6 separate regions of the Homo sapiens genome follow, and all the other regions are linked to region 1. A link is an interaction called in ENCODE POLR2A ChIA-PET data of the cell type or tissue named here. Cell type or tissue: MCF 10A. All regions are shown on one strand.

Region 1 (4,000 bases):
CCTTGGTCTAACTATTCAGAGGGAAGTAGCAATGCCTTTCATGTAATCATCTTAATCCCTTGTATCAACTAATTAATACACAGAGAAAGCTTTTACTTGCATGTGAGCAATTATAGCAACTTCCTGGTCGGTGTCCAAATGGATTCACAATATAATTCATGAACAATGAGGCTCTGGGAAAGACAGCTCCTAGAGATGACTTTTAAAATGAAAAAGTGTGTGTGTGGGGGTGGGGGCGGGCAGGTATTAATGATTCTAATAGTAGAAAAAGAGGACAGCAAGTAAATCTCAGTTTCTGAAAAAAAATTAATGTTGGAACCCTATTGTGCACATGACTGGCTTAAACAGACCAATTGATGTGAGCAAAGTAAGAACCAATAAATACCAGAGTTTGGATTCTATATCCGTATATACCTGAAATACCACCAAGTTACTTCCAAGGGACTTGAAAACAAACCTGCTGCCATTAAATAATGGGCTTCTGCTAAAAACAAACGAAAGTAAACTCACTCTACACAGACTTCTGAAAGCCATCTAAGATTTGAGCTCAGTGATTTCACATTCCTCCCTGGGGGGTACCTGTTGCAGTTGCACGGGTGCACTCTCTCTTCTCTCTCTCTCTCAACAGGAAGTAGCACATCAGTATTTTCAGCTGCCTGAGAACTAATCCAAGAATGGGGCCCAGGGCGGCAAGGGTTGGGAACTGTGAGCGAGTGGGGGAAGAGGGCTTAGGGGCCTACAGAAAAAGATATCCGAAGCATCAGCACCTGCTGTGGGGTTTCTGCTCCCGTGTCCGCCCCAGCCAGAGTGGGAATTGCTCCAGCACTGGGGCAACTTGTAATCCAACCTGGGGCAGAGAGCACAGGAACCTAGTGGCTCAGGCGTTCAAGAAAAGGCTCCCAGTCATAAAGCACCACATTGTGGTAACAAGCCCCGGGGTTGCACTGTGAACTTTTCCTGTGCAGATGGCTCGCTGTCGGGGAAAAACATTACCCAGCAAAGTCCAGTCAACAAGTTCACTGAATCCAAGTTTCAAAAAACAAAACGCTTCCTCAATCACCCCCTCGTGCCAGACTATGCTGAAGCTGCTTATAAATTACCAAGGGTCATCCTCTTTTTTTTTTTTTAAAGAATAAAATGCTAATGGCATAGGTTTGGGCTCTCTGAATTAAATACTGTACTGAGCCACCCTGGGAACCAGACACTATCCTCTGGCTAGAAGGCTAAAGAATGAGCAATTGCCAGCCGTGGAATTTTCATGATCCAGTTTCCCCACCTTCCTGTCGCATACCCACTGGCAGGAACCAAAGGGCTGTCACCCTGACGAGAGAAAACAAAGCTCTGCACTGCGTTATGAAACAGGTTTTTCCTTTCTCGTAGAGACACTCCTTTATGGCGAGGTCATGTAAAACAGCAAAATGCTCAATGAACACACTTGGTCCTGTTCCCTGCAGGTGACCGTACCCTTCAACTTGACCTGTGATACAGGGAGAGGGAAAGAAAACCACTCTCCAATTTCTAAGTAAAAGGTGACCAGACGGCAGGGATGGCAAAGCAGAGCCTACTGTTAACAACAAAAAGAAACTGCAAACAGCAGCGTGGACAGACAGTCATACAGGTGTGGGCCGGGACCTTAGAGGGCAAAATAAAATGCTTCTGGAGTCTAATCTTGAGCCAAATTGACTAAAAAGGACAGCCCGGCAGAGAACGTGCGTGATGTGAGTTACTCTGGCACCGAGAAACCTGTTCTTATCTGGCAAGTACGCCCCCTGCTGGCCGCGGTGCTGAACTCCGCCTCTTGGTCCTGCGCCAGACAGCCCTCGGAGCTCTCTGGTTTAGACCGGGGGAAGGAGAAAGGAGCTCTGGCAGAGCGAGTCCCTTGTAAAGCACACAATGGGAGCAAAGGGTGCCGTCACAGCAGTCACCGCCCCAAACCACAATCTTTGTCCAGTCACGGTTCTCTGCAGTCAGATAAAATCCAAGCAAGCTGAAAAGAATGAATACAAACCTGCTTGCTGCTTTGCAAGTGAGAAGTTTAGAAAGCTAGGGAGGAGGGGGCCGCCAAAGGGAACCTGCCATGAAAAGATTCTTAAGTCATTCACAGATACAGTGCTTGACTACTGGAGAAAATCTGGACTAACTGCCCTTTTAGAAGTTAGAGTTTACTATAACGTTAACAGTAATTATTTAAATTATTAGCACATGGACACTGCAGCGTAGGATCAAAATGCATTCAAACAACGGGATGGAATTTATTGCCAACAAAATATAATACTAAAATCAGTTTTGCACTTCCATTGTTTTTTTACACATGTCTTCACACGGACATTTTCATGTTTCTTCCCAAGCTTTTGCCTTCCTTTTCACCTAATTCTTTGTCATTTTTGTTGCTGTTGGGGTCTTGCATAAGCATGCTGATGTTTTGTAAGATCAGCCCGCTGTCCCTTATGATGATTCCCTTCAGAATTGGTGCATTCAATGTCTTTGGCAGAAAATCCTATGTAATACTGGCTTGTGTGTTAAGCTCATTCCCATCATCATCAATTGGAGACGCTTACTTAAGGAAAACTGCCAAGACGTTCAGCTAGGCGCCATCCGTTAAGACAACCAAAAAGAAACCTGTTTGTAAAGGCGCAGTGGGTCTTTCCCTTACTGGCACAAATGTCATAAGTGAGTATCTTTAGTTCACATTATCTGCCCTTAGTCTCAGTGAGTTCACCAGCTCAGGCTGAACTTGGCTTCTCCCTGGGACCTCAATCTCATGTCTGTTCCCAGCTCTCAACTTCAAACACAGAGGACAGAGAAGGCAAGGCATCTAGGCGTGAGCAGAGAAATATAATGGGCAAAAGAAACATGCTTCATCTCCTTTGGGTCAGTGGGTCTGGTTTTCATTTTCTGGTTTACATATGAAACCAGGGGGTAAGAAGTGCCAGTGGAATATAGGCCCCAAGGACAAATGCTCTCATTTCAGAATTTAAAAGAATTTTCCAAAGCTAGATATCTCAGTGCTTCTTTACTTAATCCTGTTGGCCGTAATTTTTAGGTTTTGTTTCTTCATGCTCCTTATGCAAGCAGAAGACTGTCCAGGTAAAATGAGAGTTTGTAGTCATTCTTTTATTTATTTGTTCAAGAAATATTTATTCAGTGTTAGACCTGTTTTGCCAAAATATCCTATGTGGATAGTACAGAATACAACAGCGGCTTTTATTCACCACTTCTTTTAGCTTGCACTATGGATGTCTATCCCAGGGAATAACATGATTACGTGGGTTTCCATGCTATGGTTTAGAGAGTTCAACCCTTACCTATCAAAAGGTCTGGGAATGAGTGTGTGGGTCTATTTTTATTTATAAGAGGGGGAGAACGGAACAGTTTTAGAACGAACAAAATCAATCTGCACCAGTTTTGGGAATAAGCTTCTGCTGTGAATAGAGCTGTCAAGACATTTGCAATCTGTTTGGCCCTGTGTCCACAAGAGGCTAAAGGTTTCATAACCAAAAAGTAAGGATTTTTATTCTTTACCACTTGGCTAGCAGGAGCCTCATAAGACTTGGGGTGATTTTAGCTGTTCTATTACACCCTAAAGCACCAAAATGCACATCTATATTTATACTCACATGCACATATGTGCAAAATAATCTGTAAGAAAAACAGAATCTTAGGCTCACTACTATTTTATTTCAAGTATGGGGATAAGTATGATAACTATCAATTGGTTTTCTTATTGAATTTAAGACGTATTCATACTTTCTTCAATAAAGTCAGATGGAAAAGAGTTATTTGGAAGAACTCAGAGGATTTTTACTCATGGCTTCAAACATCACTAAATGGTGGAAAGTGGGAGTACAAGGAAGACTTTTATGAATCAAATGGTTGATTTTCGGGAGTACTCAGTGTCTTTCTCTCATATTGTAACAATACTAGGAGCCCTCCCTTGCAAAAAAAAAATCATTCAATAAGCTCTGACTGATACCAAACCCCCTCAGATTAAACTCAATAT
Region 2 (4,000 bases), 94 kb after region 1:
CCTTATTGAAAATGATAGAATTCTACCTGAATGAAAGCTGAGCTAACCATCACTGTGGTACACTACTGTCTCTCAGCAACTAGCTAGCCTAAATAAGAGTTTTCAATATTTTAAAATAATGTTTTCATTGAACTATATGGTTTACTGTTTGAAAATTATATTCAGAAGCCTCAAAAACAAGAATTTGCATCCACTCAAATTTTTCAATTAGAAAATAGCACACGGATTTCAGTTTACAATAAATCCTTTAGAGAGTACAATAAAAAGTACTATCAAGAATATGAAGATATTAGGAATGATTTTACTCAAGATCATGCAAAATAGTTGTAGTCAGAAAAAACTTGATTAATTTTTAATTTTAAGCTAGATGGTCCTGTGTCATTGTGCTCCTTTATGACTGACTAAATTTTGAAAACATAAATGCAGACAAATTTAAGAGGAAATAAATCTCCTAGTAGTGAGTAATATCCTATTCAGAAGCACTGGAAGTTCACATTAATCACAAGAAACTTTTCTACAAAACAGCTCAGGACATAGGTTGAAAAGCAGACTAAAATATAAATTTGATAATATAAATCAGGCCCTTAAAAGAGACAGTAATTTATTGATGTTTGGCTGTCTAAGACCACCATCGTAAGACAAATTATTAAAAGTGAATATTAATACCTCATTTCTTATACTCCTCTTTGAGGATTTTATACCTGAAAATGAAGGTGTTATCCATCACAAATGATCAAAGGGCAATTTTTTTCCTCAGTTCAGAAAGCGGATCTGACTGAGTTGTCCTGGGTAAGAGGCAAGGACCTTCCTCACTGTGCTTAGGGAAATTGAGGCTTCCTTTGCAACATGGATATTCTAATCCGGAATGCTATTTTAACAGTTTGTATACTGCTTCTGAAAAGAAAATTGATAATATAGAATCGTCAACACAGAGTCGTTCATTATTTCAAACAAAATATCACAGCTTTTTAAGTCTTTATTGCTACCGAAGTTATTCAACACATGCACAAAAATGAGGAAGGTTGAGTGGTATCTTATAAAAAATTTTTAAATTTATATTGAAAACACAAACCAATAAGCCACTAGACCAAATGCTACCCAACATGTAAAATTCTATTCTTAACATATTCTCATATTTTGTTCATTTTTATTTTAATGCTTTCTCTCTCTCAAAGGTAAATTTTCTGGCATATACTTATCCCAAGCTAGCAAAGGCCAGAACTCCTGAAGGACTAATTGTATTCATTCATTTTCTTGGCCCAGCGTGAAGCTGGTAGCTTGCTTGGTTCATAGCAACAGGGGAGAAAAGGAGGCGCCCATCTTTATGTCCTTATCCAACAGGAAACCAGGCCAGTGGACAGAATGCAGTGAAATGCCTGTTCAGAAGGTATTCTGCAAGATTAAATGGCAAGAAATTCACAAGGTTAATTTGCACCCAAGTAACTAAGTGTTCCCTCCAAACCTGATCCTCAGCCTTCAAAGGTGGAAGCTTCTGAAGCTACTGTCAGCCACAACACACATGACAACAAGATATTAGTTCAGTGAGCTGATGGTTTAGTTATTACCACTAAAATCACCTAACAGAGAGTAATAAACTACTGAAGACTCTGATACTTTTAATCACTAGTAGTTTACTGACCTTGGTCTTACCCTGAAAATGCCAAATTAGACTGTATAGCCAAATCTGCCTCAAATAGCTCTAATGTTCCTATCATCTAAAAATCAGACAGTTGAGTATTTCTGATAGTTTATTGTGAATATATAAAATAATGAATCAAATAGGTAGAACATATCTTAGTAGCTAACTCTGCTTTTCAAAATTCTATGGAAAACTCACCAAAAAACAGGAATCATACTTCTCTTTTACAAATTTCTAGATTAAAAAGGGGGGAGGGTCAATTCACGTCTCTTATAAACATATAAGCATAAAAACATGGGTTATAAACCTCAATCATACTGCCTTATTTTTAGCCTGGTACTTGCATAAATTCTGATCTAAATTTCAGAGTAACAAAATTACTACCAATACATCTAATAATGTGATACGTTACACTGAGGCTTAAAGTTAATGCCTTTTACTTGAAAAACATTTATGTTTCTAACATACAAAATATTACTTAAAATATTTAAAATTTCAAAAGTAAGGACAATCTAAGTTTTGTGATGAAACTCATTCAAGACCAAGATAAACTTTCAATCTTTACTCACAACAAATTCTTAGATTTAAACCATGCTGATTTCATTTACTTGTCAGTGAAAAGGTCACAGTGCCGGCATACTGGTATACATATGTCAAAATGATGATGGCTCAGATTTTTTTTAAATGGAGCAACTAAATTTTGAAAGAAGAAAAATACTCAAGGGAATATGATTAGGAAAAAAAAAATGTTACTACTTCTCTCTTCTTAGCCACATACATTTGACCTGTACTGCCAGAGGACTTGGGAGTGTTGACCTAGAATTCACATTACTTTCACAACTCCAAGATTACGTGTTAACAAAACTAAAAGGTGTCAATTACCTGCTACTCTAATATGAAATGTTTAATATACAAGTCCCTACAAGAATTGAAAAAGTCCAAAGAAAACATGATTAGGTTAAAGTTTAGTAAATCCTTCATGACTTACACAGATATTTTCCTCTTAAGAGTATAACCTTTTAAATTGATGATACTCAAACCTTAACAGAAGCAAAGCACCAGGTTGAGGACGACTGGTATTCCTAAAAGTGTGTTGGTCATATTTGCTGCTGTATTATTTGACTATTGCATCAATAATGCCAACCAGTAGGAGATATGTTTAATTACCCTAATATCATTTCAGCAAATAGTCAAAATAATCCAAGAAGAACTTAGAATACGCACATGATGTTTAAAAGTATATTCTTATTAGAAGCACCAAACTGCTTATGGCATACTTCAGATGAAGAGGCATGTTCTTAGTATTATGACTCTCTTTATAAGCATAGCTACTAAAGGAGAATGTAAATAAACTTTTATTACTGGAAGTCTTTTTAACTTTATTTAAAAGCTTTTTACATTCTTAAAGAAATTAAGGACAAATAGTTATATTCTTCTTGATGTGGATTTTCATTACTCAAAGTTACTTGGTGACATTCCAGTTTAGAATTCAGAATAATATTAAAAGGATGATTTGATTATTTACACTTTTAGGTAAAACTTATACAAGTTTTCAAATTTTGGAAATATAGAAGATCTATTTAGGCAAATGTTATCATATATTTCTATTCAAACTGATAGTTCTGAGTGGCTATTTCACAAATTTGTGCCAATTCAACACATAAAAAAATCAGTTTGGTCCCCTATCCAATAAATACTACCAACTAAAAGTTATCAGCATTTGAAAACTCAGTATCCACTTCTCAGAAGTGAATACCTGGGTACATAGATTGTAACAGTAAAACTATTCTGACAGCAAATAAATTTAATATTTTTTCCCGTGAAACTACATCTATAGATGCTCATTTATCAATGGAGAGGCAGTAATGAAACTCCATGTAGAAGATAAACTCCTACCAGATACACAAGTGACACAAGTTACACAGTAAGATACTGTACTTAATCCCTGTGATCAAGATACATTTAATTCTGATTTTACCTAAACATAATTTCAAATTGAATCTGTTAGTATAAGCTAAAGTAGATTTACTTCGTTTAGACACAGTGTACATTATCATCAGTTTAACGTGCCCACTGAACATATTATATTCTGAGGGAAAAATAAAAAAAATTATTTAAGTTGCAATTAAAGTCCTCTATTCTTTTTTCAAAAGATTGAAGTCTTACTAGTTTAGCAAAATTTTAACAGATAGGTTCTATATAAAGACACAAAGCATGGCTAGCTTACTTTATGAAATAACATACAGGAAAAGGAATTGCACAACAGTGAATTTATAAAATTTACTAAACCCGTGGAAATTTTCTGAAATATTTTCTTACTATTGTTTGTGGAAAACTGTTAGTTTTTATTTTTAAAATACT
Region 3 (4,000 bases), 95 kb before region 1:
AATCATTGTCATTAGAAAAGTTTCTGTCCCACTGTTAAGACAGTGTTTGTGCAATGTGAGGTTACTTCCTGCTTCCACAATATGACTGTGCTTTACTAAACAAACTTCTGAGCTAAGATGTTTACTTGACTGGGAAATGACTACTAATAAGCTGTTAAAGGATGTATCCTCAAGTTACTACTTGTGGCATTTGTAACACGCTCCCTGTTGAACAAAGGTGTCACAGTAGCACAGTGAATAAACAATCCTTTTTTCTCCCTGTAAGTTATACGATATTAAATGTTAATAATTAATTTGTCTTTGTGGATTAACATACAAGAGCTTTTCAAACAGGTACTGGTGCAACCCCACCCTTGTGAGATGGCTAATCATTTCACATACTTCACACTTACCCAGCTATCAGTATCACTGACCTCAGCTAGCAAAGTGTGAAACGGCAGATGGTTTGTAGTGTTCAGTAATGTCCTATGAAAATGTAGCACAGAAAACTGCAAAAGGTTTTGGGAGAGAATGGTGGTTTATATGAACTTTTCAAGAAACTCAAGAGAAACAAAATGCCACCACTGTCCACGTCAAAGGATCTGGTGAGGATCCTGGGAGAAAAATGTCAAGAGATTCTAAGGCTTTCAGTAGCACAATATTTTCAAAGTGCTTCAGAAGTTATTTCAATCTGCTGCATTGCTAAAGGGGAACAGAGCCTGAAAAGCCAGTATAATTTTGAAGGCTGTTCAAGGACTATGTCAGCAACATTCTTACCCTGCATAAGACTTATACATCTTAAGACAGAAGATTTGTCTAGGGTATCCACAATCTGATTACATATTTCTCACGAGAACTACCCCAAAGTGCAAGCCCTTTGTGTTGTTCTACCTGAGATGACATGACTTCAGCCTCAAAATACCCAGGCTGAACTGTTTCTGGAGCAATGAGATGTTGTTAATGAATATCAACACTTCCCAGATCCTTTAAAAATGCTAATATCAAAATATTTTACAAGAGTGAATTTCAAACTGTGTTCATGTTTTTCACAGCACGGCACCTGTTTGAAATGGTACAGTTTGAACATCTATAAAACATGAGATGGAAGATACCAAGGTGGCTTGAGAGTTTTTAAACTATATATATATTTTTTTTTTTTGAGACAGAGTCTTGCTCTTGTTGCTCAGGCTGGAGTGTAATGGCGCGATCTCGGCTCACTGCAACCTCCGCCTCCCAAGTTCAAGCAATTCTCCTGCCTCAGCCTCCCGAGTAGCTGGGGTTACAGGCACCTGCCACCACGCCCAGCTAATTTTTTGTGTTTTTAGTAGAGATTCGGTTTCACAATGTTGGCCAGGCTGGTCTTGAACTCCTGACCTCAGGTGATCCACCCACCTCAGCCTCCCAAAGTGCTGGGATTACAGGAGTGAGCCACTGTGCCCAGTCAAGAACTATATTCTTGAGAGCAAAATAGAGTATATTATACTTAGAATGGAACTATGTAAACCTTTACACATCTGTATTTTCAAAACAAGAACCCAGAGCTGTTCAAGTGATAAACAAAATCATCAGGTGGCTTGTTTAGAGTTTCAAAACAGACCCTTCTATTCCTGCTGTTTCTCCCTCTGGTTTCATTAAATATAAAACAAATGAAAATGACCAGTTCAATAGGGATATCTGACAGAATTTGGGGAGAAACATTTCATTAGCTTTCTATGAAGTCCAATACCTGTAATTTTATGTATCAGGACTCTCTGATTTGAAGTCCCTACAGAAATGCTTTATTCTTAGTCCATTTAGCTGCCCTTAAAATGTTTATTTTTTCTCTTTCTCTCTCTCTCTCTCTCTCTCTCTCACAGGAACATCCAAACTGTGTTGTCACAGTGTATAAAACAGAGGCATATTCCTTTCAGGTTATACTATACCCTGACTCCTTGATGAAATGATTTGATGTGGTTCACAAATCAGAATCAGACAGAATGAAATCATTACACCTTATATAGCTTAAAAACAAAAAAGCCAGACATAAAGTGGACAGGAAATCAGTCATAATGAAAAACTATTTCAAGTCACACATTTGCTGATTTAGTGTCTATTTGCTGAGCATTTGTATCACTATGTGCTAGGTGCTGCTGGGTCTGTGACAATGAACAGGAAAGGCTGTGTGGCAACTCAACACGAAAGCCAGCTGAGCCTCCTAGTAACCAAAACAAAAAGAGAAACATCACACAGTTTCAAAAGGGAGGTTACTGGCTTATCAAGAGAGAAAAAAAATGTCTTGGTAAGAAGCTACGGAGAAACATAAGGAATAGGTCAATGTGTAGATAAGAGATACTAATCATAATATTAACATATAGATATTTATGTACCTATGTAAGACTTTCTCTTCCACTAAAACAGATGAAGTAATTTATAATCTTTTGAATTAAGCAATCAATAGAATAATATCTGCAGAAACTCTTATCTTTCTGGACTGTTTAAAGGTACAAATCTAGAACCAAAGTCGCATATGTGATTTAAAACAAGCAGAAAATACATATTGGCAAAGGGCTTTCTTACATGAGGTATTACTGCTCTAGAAAATTGTCTACATTAATTTATAACTGTAAAAGGATCTCTGGCAATTACATTTATCCTATTCTCTTATTTTTCAGGTGTCTTTTGGGGATACATGTTATAAATCTTTTTTATTTCTCTATATAACCCTTCTTTCTTTTGGGTAACCTGATAGTAATAACTAAGCCACAGGTGAAAGGTTTCTCAAGGTGTGGCTATTGTGTTCTCTTGACTAACTTCTACCTGCACTGTTTCCTTTTTACAGGGTGGCTCTTATGTGACTAATCTAGGCCACAATATATTATTTTTTTTAAGTTAGGTAAAAGTAAATGTCTCCAGACCTTTAACTATATAGTACTTTATTTGCTAAATTATGCAAATCAATATACCCTAAATCAAATACATACCTCCTCTAAAGAGAGTTCCCCTTGGTTTTGAAACTCACTTTAACAAGCTATCAATCAGAGGCTGATATTTAGAGGTAGCATAACTGATTGGTAGCAGTGGGATTTCTGGCCATTTTTAGTGATAACCACCGAAATACATGAGCAGGGTTTTTAAACCCTAGGAAGGAAAAAGCCTGACCAAAAACCCTGACAGATATATAATGCCATGATAGAAATGCTACTCATTATGTCATACCTAATAATCCACATGTACCTCATTACTCAGCTGTTTGTGTTACACCCTGTTGCCAAAGGAAGCTCCCTGCTTCTCCTCCTGATCCAGCAATTAATATGCATATCAGGCACAGTGGCCAGACTTCTACGGAGAAAGAGGAGGCAGGCAAGAGATCCATAGTCATAAAGACCTAGGCGAGTAATATTCTCAGCATTATTCAGGAATGTTTAGTTGCTTGCTCAAATTTATCATTAACAAAGGGCCTATTTCCCAAAGGCTTCCACTGTGTAATTAGCAACAACAAATACTGCCCCTACTCCGGTTAACCTATGGGATTAGTTACAAAGGTTTTGTAAATTTCAGAAGATATCTACACAGATGTCGGGAGAGCACACACGCAAACACACAGTGCAGCATAATGGATGCAGCCATAGCCATTAAGTAGTTTAGGATTTGTGAGACTCAGACAACGAATACATTTTATGGGGGAAGTCATAAAAGTCAGACAGGAAAAAATATACAGCATGAAAGTTGAAAACTTCTAGACAGCATGTAAAAAGTACGGAGAAGTAGCAGGGGCAAAGGAAGAAACGTACCAAGTGGAGCTCATTGGTCTTAATAAATAGGACAAGGTCACCTGAGTTTACTTCTGGAACCAATAGAAATCCTGTAGTATCTAATTATTTTTGTAAAATGATTATTTTCATGCTTCTATTTACCATTGTCATTAGATAGGTTCATATTTCATTAGTCTGCTTACTAAAATGAAACTTTTCGTTTTATTTATGGAAGTTTTTATACTTCTCTAAGCCTGCTCCAAAAACATACAATTAAGCACTGCTAACCT
Region 4 (4,000 bases), 100 kb before region 1:
TTGTTTTGTCAGAAGGAAAGTTTATCACCCAATAAAAAAGAAATTATACTTGTAGCTTTAAATAGGCAAGAATCACATTGTCAAAATGCACATATTTTCTTGGAAATAGTCACCCTTAGGCAGGAAAAACAAAATTGCTTTTAATGACAGAAATTTTTAGATTGTGCTTGGAAGGGAAGGGTGTTTATAAGAAATAAAGCTAATGAGTCAGAGAGCAAAATAAAATGAATGGTGCAGTTCCTCACTTGACAGTGCATAACTTGATAAGAAATCAAGCTCTGCTAGCAGCAATCATTGAAACGTCCATTCTGAACTGAATGGTGCCAGGTGACTGTCCTTAGAAGGAGGCACTCCTAGCCTGGAGGTGCTTTTGAAATCTTCCAGGACTAAAGAATCACACCCTTAGAAATTAAGGAATGTGTTCCTGGGTGTGCAAGAGTTAAAACCTCACCAATGTTGGCACTCTACCAGCTTTCACAGTTCTTTTGGTTGAAAGCTTACATTAAAACTCATGAAATTAAACTCATTAATTAATTCTTTGTGTTTTCTTAACAAGGACCCATCAGCTACATGTGATGTAGAAATAAACAATTGAAAAGGAAAAAAAAAATAGGCCATACAGGTTATTTGGCATCATGTAAGCATTAAGGAAATACAGCTGCTTCACTAAATGACATTTTTTAAAAAGAACAAGTCTGAAATGTTGTTGTCAAACCAGTTTATGTGTTGATAGGAGCACAGAATTTAATTACTTATGGGTGATGGAGGAGAATATAGATTCTAGCACACCTGGTAAAATTTAAACCACATTCTGCCACAACCACCAATGAATGTTTAGCAGGACCAACTAAGTGCTTAGCATTTTGAATTTGCAGGATCCAGTGCAAAATAAAAATGTGGGGCCCCTTGTTAAAACATTATTAAGAATTTCAAGATGGTAGCAGCACAACATTCAACCAAACACCAGGCCCTTTTGAACACTGGGTCCCATGTGACTACCCCAGCCCAGCATCCATGAAGCTGTTCCCTGCGCTCCTCAACTGCAGTTACACTTTCAGGCCCCTAAGAAAGTACCAAACCAGTGGTACAGACTTGCCCATCCTACATTCATAAGAAAATAGATCCTCAAATGCCCTAAACAATATTCCCCTTAATAGATTCAAAGATTGATCTAATTTTGGTATTTCCTCTTTCTTTTATTTTTTTTTGCAAGCCTGAATAAAGACTTCTCAAAATATTTCAGTTTCCTGCTGCGGAGCTAAGCCAAGGAATGGCTTGGTTGTTAACAACAGGCAGTTCAGTATATTGTAAAGGAAGAAGTTAACAATCATCTGAAAGTCAAGGCCTGTAGCCCACCACCTTCTGACTGACCTTGCCACAGTGGTGTCTTTCTTTTCTTGTTAATGTGTCTTTCAACACTCAAACAGGATGTCAACTATGAGAGAAGTTACTGCCCCCCCTTTATTTTTTTTTTTTACCACGCACCCAAGAGCTGTTTCCACATCACAAGAATCCCTGTTACTTTCCAGTGAATGACTGTGCATTGTGGCTTAATCTCAAAAGGAAGTAGACGTATAATACCTTAAAAGAAAACAAACATGCACACACAAATACCAGAAAGAGAAGTCATCCCACAAATTCCACCTCTGAATTCTAGCATCATTTCTTGTTTCTCCATTTGGAAGCTTCAAATTATTCTCTTTAACAACTCTTTCTAGCAATGAAATATGAAGAGGTGATGATTTCCTCCAAATTAGGAGGACATTAACAATTAAGTGTTAATGCGAACACCGTTAACAGTAATGCAATTATAACTGTATTCCACAAAGGGCAATAGGAAATAATTACTCTGATTCTCAAGTGATAGATAGTTCCAGGAGAATGAGATTCTCAGTCTAAAATTCATTAGGAGGGGCTCTGAAACTCACATACACACCTACAGCTGGAGAGCCGCTCCTTTGCTGTAATAACCCTGTAAGTGCCAAATCTGGCATTCTCTTGCCATCTGCTTTTAGTCCCAAAAAATGGCAACAGTGAGGGTCCTGGGAACACTAACTTGCTGCTTCTGGGGCTACCATACAGCACTCAGATCCTGATAGGGCTTATCTGAATAGCCAGAGATGCTATTTTAAGCCTCCAAGCTGGACCCAAAGCAAATGACACCCAATTGTTATTATACGGCTTCTGAGGATGATGAAGTATATCCAAGGAAATGACTAATCTCCAATTATCATATGCATGGCAGCATTGAGACTTGACCAGAGAGAATGGTATAATAGCAGTGAAACCATTAATGTCTGTGTCAGTCTTATTTGATTAAAATTGGAGGACTAAACAGAGAAGCTGATAGAATCAGTCAGTTGCTGAAGTTTTCTCCTAATGATGCATAGATGGGAATTTTAAAATGTGCCTCTAAATTCTATATCAATTCTCAATTTCGGCACTCCTTCAACAATTCATAAATTCTTCTCCCCTTTAATATTTTAAAGATTAACATTGCTGATAATGGATAAACTAAACTTTTTGAAATTTCACTTCTCTATTCTGTACTTTGTGGTGGACATGTCCACAAGAATGATGAAATGAAATCAGGACAAGGCGGAGGCAGGAGAATCACTTGAGCCCAGGAGTTCGAGACCAGCCTAGGCAAAATAGCAAGACCTTATCTCTAAAAAAAATTAAAAATAAAAATACACGAAATCAGGAGTAAGATGTCTTTTTTATCTCTTTTCTTCAAGAAAAACCCATCTACTAAGTTCTGATGATTTCTTTCTTGATATCCTTCTCAGATCTCTCAGAACCCATTTTAATACCGCAGGCTCATGCAATACTATTGTCACTCATGCAATTAGTATAATTACCTTCTAGCTGGTCTCACTTGTCTCCTTATCGCCTCCCAATTCATCAGGCTTTCCCAGGTTAGGAACCCCAGTGACTCCCTATTCTGTAAAATCAATTCTAATTTGTGCTTGGTCCTTCGCACTCCCCATATTTTGGTAGCATGGAACCTATCCAGCCTCAATTCCCAGGACTCTTCTGTAACCTGGTCTTCTCACCTGCTGTGCAAACTCCTACCTTCAGGCCTCTGTTGATTCCCCCTTTTTGCCTCCAATTCCCTCACTCCTCCACTGGGCTTTCTTCAGTGGTTAAGTTCTGTTAAGCTTTCATTACCTTCATAGCCCACCAAGATCTCTTCCCTTTCTGAGACTGCACAGGACTGAGGATATTATTACACTTAATGTGTGCAGTTACAGAGATTATTTTTTCTAAATCTGAGACATGGTCCCAGTAACATTTTATATTCCTTGGCATTGATAAGGATCATGTCACTATCTTGTCTTTATCCTTCATTTTGGGGCACATGGTCTACAAATTCATGCTAGTCAGTTGATGATAGAAACATTAATCCTCCAACTGAATAATGTAGCCTGGATAACCGATAATGAACTACTTCTACTAATAGGTGAATCCACTTGTAAATTATGGGTAGGGCAAGGCCATGTTGCTTAGTGATGGCTGGACCATGGATTGTGATTATTTACAACAGCTGAAAAGATGTATTTGGTGATCCATCCACATGTGAATGGTAACTAATGAAAAAAGAATTTAAACATCAAAGAATACAGTATTCTCCTTCATAGCTTGGTGTTGTAGCTATAGGGGATAATAAAGACAGTGATATTACATATGTAGTAGTTCTTACATGTAGTTGAAGATTTATCTATTGTTTCTTTTAACATTTAATAAGTTATATCCATGTCCATACGTTTTAGAAATAACTGCTATATTGTTTCAAAGAGTGCAAATAGCCTTAAGTCTGCAGTGATATACACAAGTTCTGAAAAGCTATAGATATTCACAGAAAACACATGCACAAAGCCATACACACAAAATATAAAGTTTGATTGAATAATTTATTATTCCAGAAAAACAAGAGTAAATGTGGATATTAAAGGAAATAAAGACAAATCCATTCTCTACAATGCTTGGGGGCTAATTT
Region 5 (4,000 bases), 120 kb before region 1:
GGCAGGGAGGGAATGAGGAAGAATACATTTCAGAAAAAAATGTATAAATCTTTTGTAAATTGTATTTTTACTTAAACTTTCTTTCCACTGTGGCTATGAGAGAATGAGAGGGAACAAGAGCAAGAGCAAGTAGAGAGGGAAGGAAGCTTTTAGGTCTGAAGAGTTGAAACTGGGTTATTTTAAGCTCCATTCCATGAACAGAGGTGGTTTTATCTTCAGCTAAGTGTTTAAAGGCATGTGATAACACTAAATGCAGATTTCCATCTACCTGCTGGACTCAACAAAATCTCAAACCCTCAACTGGTGCCTCCAAATGTAACTGTCAGTCAGCTGATGTCAAAACCTAACGTCTTTTCCATGGCCTTACACATCTGGTCCCTGTCAGTGTCAACGAGGTTTGTTGGATGTGGTGTCATGGCAGGCAAATGATTTATATACACAGACCCAAAGATCTCAGAGCTCCTTCAGAGGATGCATTTCATCTGGTGTACTTGCCATCAACAAATGATTGACTGAAATTAAACAAAACCTTACATCCTGAAACGTGAGCATTCTCTACTCCCCCTCTTCACTCGGATCATGAATATATTTAGTTAGCCAGGGAGTTCACAAAAGACCCATGTCAACAGTCTATTAGTGAGATAGAAAAAAATGCACATTAAACACCTCCATGCTTTAGCCTCTGACCTCCTTAAGCTGGCACATTTTTAAAATTCTTTGTGGGATAAGGAATTACTAACCAGCCACACTGGAAACTCAAGAGTAGCTGGTGATCAAGTCCACCCAGCATTTTCCTTTGCAAATCTTCAGTTGAGGGAAGAAGACCTTCAGAAGTGAGTGTTGCCTTTATCAAATAAATTACCTAAAATACTGCACCAGATTAGAACAACAGCAAAAAATTCCTCATTCTTGTCTTTAACCTCTCTTATTTCATCTCCTTAGGACAATGCACAGACATGAGGCACCCAGAATGTCTCTTTCTTTGCTCTTAAAGTTTATTGTTGCAACCTGGTTATGGATAATTCTTTCCACTTTACTCAGTGTGAATTATTCTTTTTCACAAGCCTCATAATGAACTATAAAACTAACACTTTGGTCCAGTTAGCATTAGCATATGTTGAGAACAACTTTAATGCACAGCTGCCCTGACTGGGTGCAGCCAAACTTCTGATTTTGAGTGCTTCCTGCAGGAAAATGCCATCCACTACCTAGAAATGCTTCATACTCTGCTGTTGTTTGATTAACAGTTTTAGCTTTGACAGACATTAATACAATGTTAAAGATATTAATTGTCTCTTAACTTAGAACTCTTAATTGAAAAAGAATTAGGAACCTGGTGAATGGTTACAGGTCCATATTCCACATGGAGAGGGCTAATTAAGAGCTCTGGGGTGATGGGGTGGTGGCTTAGCTCCTAAAAGGAGGTGTCCATATATATCAATCTAAAGTTAATTTAACCTAAGCTAACTAGGGTGTGATTTATATTTTTATCCCAGAGCTCTAGGCCATTTCCCACAGCTCTCTCTTTTAACATGCTGAAACTTGCTTAAGCACTGAAGGAAGAAAAAAAGTAAGTAATGATTGTTTAGGTAATGTTAGGGTGGTGCAGATCAGCTCTTGAAGAAGCCAGCTGTTCATGCACTGTCATCTATCCATGCAGGCTTGTTCAAACATGCAAAGCAAGTGGGCTACAGTGCTTTCCATCTATCTAGGTAAAGGTGTAAAAAGTGGCATGTGTAGAAGCCAGCAAACAGCAGCAAAATCTTTTCAGATCTTGCTAAGCCTCTAGAGAGCTGAAAAACATTCCCTTTTAAGAGAGATGTTTTGAAACCAAGTGCTGTTGCAACTGTGCCAGTGGTTGGGGCATGTCTCTACACTAGTTGAACAAACCACACTTGTCCCAGCAAATCATCTGGCTTTGCTGCTGCTTTAGATGGGGCTGATCTATACCCTTTTGCATCTCTAATGCTCACCTCCTGTCCAGATGAGCTCTCTGGTCTAGCTTGCCCCCTTGTTCAATATGGCCATAGAAGAAATTTGGGGAAGGAAATCTGATGTTTGGGGTCTGTAAGCCCATTTCCTTTATAAATGCTATGCTACTTATCTAGTCAAAATGCATCCCAAGAATCTGCACAACCCTGAATGTTCATTCTGACCCTTAGCACAGTTGTTCTGCTAGTGTACACTGCTTCCCTTCACGCTTACTGTTGTGTTCTTAGTGGGGAGGAGTCTCTTCTTGCAGGTCAAACTCTGTACCTCTTTCCTCTTTGCCCAAGATTAGCTGGGCCCACAGGGTCACAGGCCCTCCAGTCAACCTACCAATGAACAGCCTCAGTGGCCCACTTAACTCTAATTGAAAGGCCCCTTTTGTCATTTTTAACAGATGTAAAGTGTGTGAATTTAAAATTCCAAATGCTGTTAATATACAACTCGCACAATGTTTTTTGCTTTAACATTCATTGCTGACCTGTTATGATCTAAAGTTCTCCAAAAGAAAGTTCGTGTTAATACTGCACTCCATAGAGGTGGTAGGAATAGTCTCTAGCCTGATGAAGGCACTCTAGATCCTTGACTCAGCCTCTGAAGGTCTAGGACCTCCCACAGTACCAATATCCATGAATGCTTAAGTCCCTGATATAAAAAGGCATCGCATTTGCATATAACCTATGCACATTCTCCTGTATGCTTTAAATCATCTCTAGATTTCTTATGATACCTAATACAATGTAAAAATATGTAAATCATTGTTATACTGTATTGTTTAGAGAATAATGGCAAGAAAAAAGTCTGTACATGCTCAGTACAGACACTTTTTATTTCAAATATTTTCAATCCAAGGTTGGTTGAGTCCATGGATGTGGCACCCATGTATAAGGAGGGCCGACTGTATTTACTTTACCATGTTATTTGAATAAGTTACCTAGTTTAAAAAAATAGCTAATAATAAGGAAAAGTGTGAGCAGGAGAGAGAATATGGGAATGCTCTGTACTATCTGCTCAATTTCTATAAACACACAATTGTTCTACTAATTTAAAACAAAACAGCAACAACAAAAACATAGTGATCCTCTGAATTGCTTCACATAGGAGCAGCAACTATGTTCACTTCACATATGTTAATTCGTTTGCTCCTTAAAACAACTCTAAGAAGTGGGTGTTGTTATTTTCATTTTGCAGATGTAGTAACAGACAAAGAGAGATTTTAGAACGTGTTCAAGGTTTCTATAGTGGCACCAAGATTCAAGTCCCCTTATCTCCTCTTCCAAATCCCATGCTGTTCCCTCTAAACCACACTATTTTCTACTATACGTTGATCATATCATATTTATTGTTGGGCTTGGCTACCAGTCAGAGCTAAATGTAATGCTCAATGAGAGTAAGATACTACTTTTGATATATTTGTTTTCTCTGACCTCTTTACAGTTTTTACAGTTGTTATAATTATTTGAACAGTTTCATCTGATATGCCTTTAATCAGTCATTCAAACACCTTCCCTGAGCTTTAACTATGTGCTATGTATCACCTTGGACTGTGGGGTACAAGGATGAATAGAAAATAATTCCTTTCCTCAAAGATTTCGGCCTGGTCAGGGGGACAGACCCATAAACTTGTAATTACATTTTGAGATGTAAAGGTGGGATCCCAAATATAGCCTTGGAGATAAGAAAAGGCTTACCCGAGTCAAAGTTTGAGCAGGAGTTATCTACAATTGGCAGAGGCACTCTAGATAGGATGGGCAGCATGAGGAAACCAAAAGGTACAAAGGTGAGAAACAAGGTGCCTGGAACCTGGAGTGCTAAAGCCTTTTTGGAAGTCGTGAGACAATAAACTGCAGTTATAAACTAGTACATCATTATAAAAAAAAATTGTGATACAGAAAACAGAGTGCTGAAAACCTCCGTATGGGTATCCTCAATTATTTGCTTAAATCGTAAGGGAAACTATGCATTGAACCGCTGTCTATCTCACAACACCATTTAAAACAATTGTTACAGTAAC
Region 6 (4,000 bases), 180 kb before region 1:
GAGAAGAGGACACCACAGAGGAAGGAAACACACAGGGCCTCCAGGCACACCCCTCCATAAGCAGTTGGTAGAGGGCGACCACTCCTCTCAGTTAATCTAGTTTTATTAAATGGCCAGACTGAATTGATAACCGAATGGATATTTACAGGTTCTTATTATCCATAGTATGCGACAGACTAATGCCTCAACGAGTGCTTTGGTAGGTTTTATTTTTCTTTAGTTATGGGAAACATTAGGAGTGTGGAAGTCAATCGTAGAAAAGTTTTATTTATCCTTAAAACTTATTTTGCCTCGGTAATCAAGGATCACATTTGGCTCAACAGGCTACTGGTACATTTGTGGCACAAGAGATGTGCGAATTTGTGGTGGCAATGTGATTATACTTCTCCAGACCAATTACTATTGACAATAGCAAAAATATTTAAATAAAATAAAGTTCCTTAGGTCAGTTCAATGATGCATGTAAATTTCTAGAGAAAACTAAGTATGTTGAATTAGTTTCTATTTTGTGCAATAGTCTTATTACTTTTATCTACAGATTTGGACATAAAAAATAAAATTTTATGAACATATACATAGAAATGTTTTGTGTCTTACATGAAAACAGATCCTTTAATATTCACAGTGATTCACCAGCATGCTCTGAGGATATGGTAAAAGGCAGTGAGATTTTAGCATTCCGATGGGGCTTCTATATTAGGATACTGCATTAGCTCAAACCCATTCCAAAAAAGAAAATTTTATTTTACCTAACATGCATTGCACAAAGATACTGGAGGAATGAGGTAGAATATAAGTCATATTAGCATCGCTAGCAATGAGCAAAAGCAGAACAACAACTATAACATGCAAACATGCAGAGAAGAAGAAAGGAAAAAAATACGGAAGCACCAGAGAAATAGATGCATTTGTTAAAAGAGATTCTCTAAGCATACTAACCTGCTGGTTCTAATGAATTTTCTACTTTGTCGTTAACATCGAAAACACGATCATGAACACCTATAGTTTTCATACAGCTATCTATAACAAAAATAGAGATAACAGCCAAATATGTTAGTGAAGACACCCTTAAACTCCCATTTCTTTCTTTTTTCTTTCTCTCCTTTTTTTCTTTTTTTATGTAGATTGTCTTACAATCAATGGCATGTTCCAAATGCCAATATTGTTCCCATTTGCTCTGCATGTACAACAGTCTAAGAAACAACAAGTTAGCAACTGCTGTGTACTTAAGTAAAAGCATCATGAAGAATGAGAAAAAATATGATGAAAACTAAAATATGAATGTTGATATACAAAACAGATACCACACAAGATTTAACAGTAAAAAAAAGTTTTACCGCCGTGAACCAGACCACACAATAAAGCATGCGCGGTGAAGCCACCCTCTGAAGCTCATTCTAGTGAACTTACTTGTTGGTCTCACAAAGACTTTGAGCTTTAGACAGGACCTTCTTCCATTATCTGGGATTGCAGAGGCTGTGGGTAACACAGAGAGAGAGCAGGAAAGAAAGAAGAGAACAACAACATATTACTCTTCATTTTCACATACAAATGATGAACAATAAATTCTTTCCTGACTTGAACAACAGGAACTTTCTCTAATTCCTCCTCCAAATTAAAACAAACAGTACTTTTCAGGTCTCACTGCTATAGAAAGGCTACTTTCATATCCTGAGTTTCTCTTTTCAATACAATAAAAGAATCATGCAAGAATGTGAGTAATCTGTGAAGAAATACTTTGGATTTTTATTTCAAAGTCTCTTCCATTTAACTTGATCTGTTATCAATTTTCTCTAAATCGAGAGGATAATGTGTGAGCCCTCCAGCTTTCACAGAGCCGCTCCTCCTCTGCTGCAGGAAAAGGGGCCCAACAGAGGCCCAAGGTGAAAGTGCCGGCAAAAACCAATAACAGAGAGTTACAAGGCAGACTTAAACGTGACCTATTTCTGCTGGGGAAAGCAGAGCTTTGTCTGTACTGAAAGCTTGTCTGTCAGTGCTTTTGCAGGTAATTCAATTAGAGGTTTTACTCAGAACTTGGCTCTGCATTCTATATGACTAACCCAAGCCCGGTAACTTCCATCATGCTATTATAAGTACAATATGCTATTGAGAAAGTACTATGTTGCAACGGTACATGTATTTTTTTTTTCAATTTGCCACAGAGAAGGATGGAATTAATAAAGTGGGCTTACCAAAACATGACAGCATGTTTCAAGTTATAAATCACTTGAGGAAGAAACTTTCTTCTCCTTTTCAAGATAATAAGACTGTAAACTTTCCCTATGGTTGAAAGATTATCTCCCCTGTGTACACACAGCAAAATGTCAAAGGAATTTCCAAGGGCAGTAAGGCCCTTAACAACCACATGTATTTACTAATGCATCCTAGAAATGACAAAAATTACAGAAACGAGCGTCGCATACTTTCCTCCCTATGTGTTTGCTTCAAGTGGTTTCTTTGTTCAGAAAAAGCAGATGACATCAATCAAATCACACATGGCTTACAATTAGTTTGGCAATACCCAAAGTGACAAAGAGGGATCGGCATTTGGTGTGTCTTCTCTCTCCTTTATTTTTATTTTTAAATTATTCCTCATGGGGAGCTGAGAACACAAAAATGCTTCTTTTGCAGGTGAGAGGATTCAATATACAAACTTCCAAACAAATTTTACACAGTCTCCTTATGTAATTCTAGATCCAAGTAACCCTCCTGGAGGAGAACTTCTAAATTCACCAACTAAATAATGTCAAGTAGTATAGGGTCCCCAGTGTCCCTATTCAACACCTGTTGAAAACTACTTTAATTTTAAAACAAAAGTGTAGAGAAAAAGTGTTTTTGGTCCTCCCTATCTCCCCTGGTTGCTCTGACAAGCAGTTAAGAAGTGCTAACAGCTGGCTTTGCTGTAGGCTTTCATTAAATCATAGCCAGAAAAACTCCCTCTACTGACATTTACAGTAACTAGTGTGTTATTTAGGGCACAATATTTGCACTCTGCGGTTTGATCCAGGAAATGGTGTCCTTCCTGTGGACCTCAACTGCAAATGTGCATGTCACAAATACAGTACACATAGGTGACTCCAATTCATTAGGAAAACCACGGGTTCCTGAGGGAGTATATGTCTTATTCATGAGAGTTAGTGTGAAAAAAGTGACACATGGATGTTCACACTGCTGTTCAATGAATTTCTGAGCTGAGATGAACTCACTTCAAGCCTTGTGAACTTGATTTGCTACATGCACATAACTGACTTTACAGATGATACTGCTAGATAAACAGGCTGAAGACAGAATCAAATGCTTAATTGGTTTAGCGAGGAGCTTCTTGGATTTAGTACAGGTCTTTCAGATTTTTCTTTAGGAGAAATAAATCCAGGACATGAAAATTATTGTAGGGCACATGGCAATAACTAAACAGCAAACGATACGCCTCCAGGAAAAAACTGGAGAGTTCTCTCCATGAGCTCTCAAGGAGGGACACAGTCTTAGCTACTGGATGTGCTCCATACTTCTGTGAATTAAAAATATGAAATACATTTGTATTTAAATGACACATAAAATAAAAACCTCTCTTCCCTAACAACCTGCCCCACTACTTCCTCATTTTCTGTCACCAGGAAATGTGACTGATGCCTTGTGATACTGTGACTATTATACTCTAATCCTTAGAAAAATTTGTGAACAAAGAATATTAGCACACAATGTGATATGTGAGTACACAACACAGATTGCATGCCATGGATTCACTCGATCATCACTGCATCACTGGCCTGAGCTCAAGGAGTAAACTCCTAACCCTTACAGCCAACCTGAGAAGTGTGCCTTACTAGGTCAGTATAACTTGGGTTTCTTATTTAACACCTTGAAAAACAAACAAACAAAAAAATCCAAAAAGATGAAAACGTTTTCCATGTAGTAGCAAAACTCCATTTTTTAAATGTAACGTTTAATAAAGTTAAAGTGTGGCTTTCCTCTATGTTATGCTCAAGGTTCTGTCACCCCA

The links. ChIA-PET counts read pairs that join two places held together with the same protein. Peaks named below come from ENCODE experiments on the same cell type or tissue, not always from the same donor. Only the 100,000 strongest peaks of a DNase experiment are listed, where the experiment ranks them.
Region 2: POLR2A ChIA-PET joins it to region 1 with 31 read pairs; 10 of 35 experiments call an interaction of 5 or more read pairs at or near these places.
Region 3: POLR2A ChIA-PET joins it to region 1 with 24 read pairs; 9 of 35 experiments call an interaction of 5 or more read pairs at or near these places.
Region 4: POLR2A ChIA-PET joins it to region 1 with 44 read pairs; 8 of 35 experiments call an interaction of 5 or more read pairs at or near these places.
Region 5: POLR2A ChIA-PET joins it to region 1 with 43 read pairs; 7 of 35 experiments call an interaction of 5 or more read pairs at or near these places.
Region 6: POLR2A ChIA-PET joins it to region 1 with 29 read pairs; 3 of 35 experiments call an interaction of 5 or more read pairs at or near these places.

What each region holds. Positions count from the first base shown.
Region 1 is chr5:107,570,426-107,574,425 of GRCh38, forward strand. All of the region lies in intron 1 of EFNA5 (ephrin A5), which reads right to left. Among named protein-coding and RNA genes, the nearest start is that of EFNA5, 99 kb to the right of the region's middle. RefSeq lists enhancers at 291-1,002, 613-892, 1,463-1,612, 1,623-1,917, 3,390-4,000. In MCF 10A, a CTCF peak has its summit at 1,792 (motif pointing left); DNase peaks (open chromatin) are centred at 916, 1,396 and 1,766.
Region 2 is chr5:107,663,944-107,667,943 of GRCh38, forward strand. The region is part of intron 1 of EFNA5 (ephrin A5); the gene reads right to left. Among named protein-coding and RNA genes, the nearest start is that of EFNA5, 5.0 kb to the right of the region's middle. In MCF 10A, no CTCF peak of the experiment used is centred here; a DNase peak (open chromatin) is centred at 2,448.
Region 3 is chr5:107,474,931-107,478,930 of GRCh38, forward strand. All of the region lies in intron 1 of EFNA5 (ephrin A5), which reads right to left. Among named protein-coding and RNA genes, the nearest start is that of EFNA5, 190 kb to the right of the region's middle. In MCF 10A, no CTCF peak of the experiment used is centred here; a DNase peak (open chromatin) is centred at 2,161.
Region 4 is chr5:107,468,196-107,472,195 of GRCh38, forward strand. All of the region lies in intron 1 of EFNA5 (ephrin A5), which reads right to left. Among named protein-coding and RNA genes, the nearest start is that of EFNA5, 200 kb to the right of the region's middle. In MCF 10A, no CTCF peak of the experiment used is centred here; DNase peaks (open chromatin) are centred at 1,526 and 2,196.
Region 5 is chr5:107,454,767-107,458,766 of GRCh38, forward strand. The region is part of intron 1 of EFNA5 (ephrin A5); the gene reads right to left. Among named protein-coding and RNA genes, the nearest start is that of EFNA5, 210 kb to the right of the region's middle. In MCF 10A, no CTCF peak of the experiment used is centred here; DNase peaks (open chromatin) are centred at 1,715 and 1,835.
Region 6 is chr5:107,386,296-107,390,295 of GRCh38, forward strand. It overlaps EFNA5 (ephrin A5), which reads right to left. Exons shown (of 5, transcript NM_001962.3): 3 at 1,411-1,476; 4 at 940-1,020. Among named protein-coding and RNA genes, the nearest start is that of EFNA5, 280 kb to the right of the region's middle. In MCF 10A, no CTCF peak of the experiment used is centred here; DNase peaks (open chromatin) are centred at 2,056 and 2,986.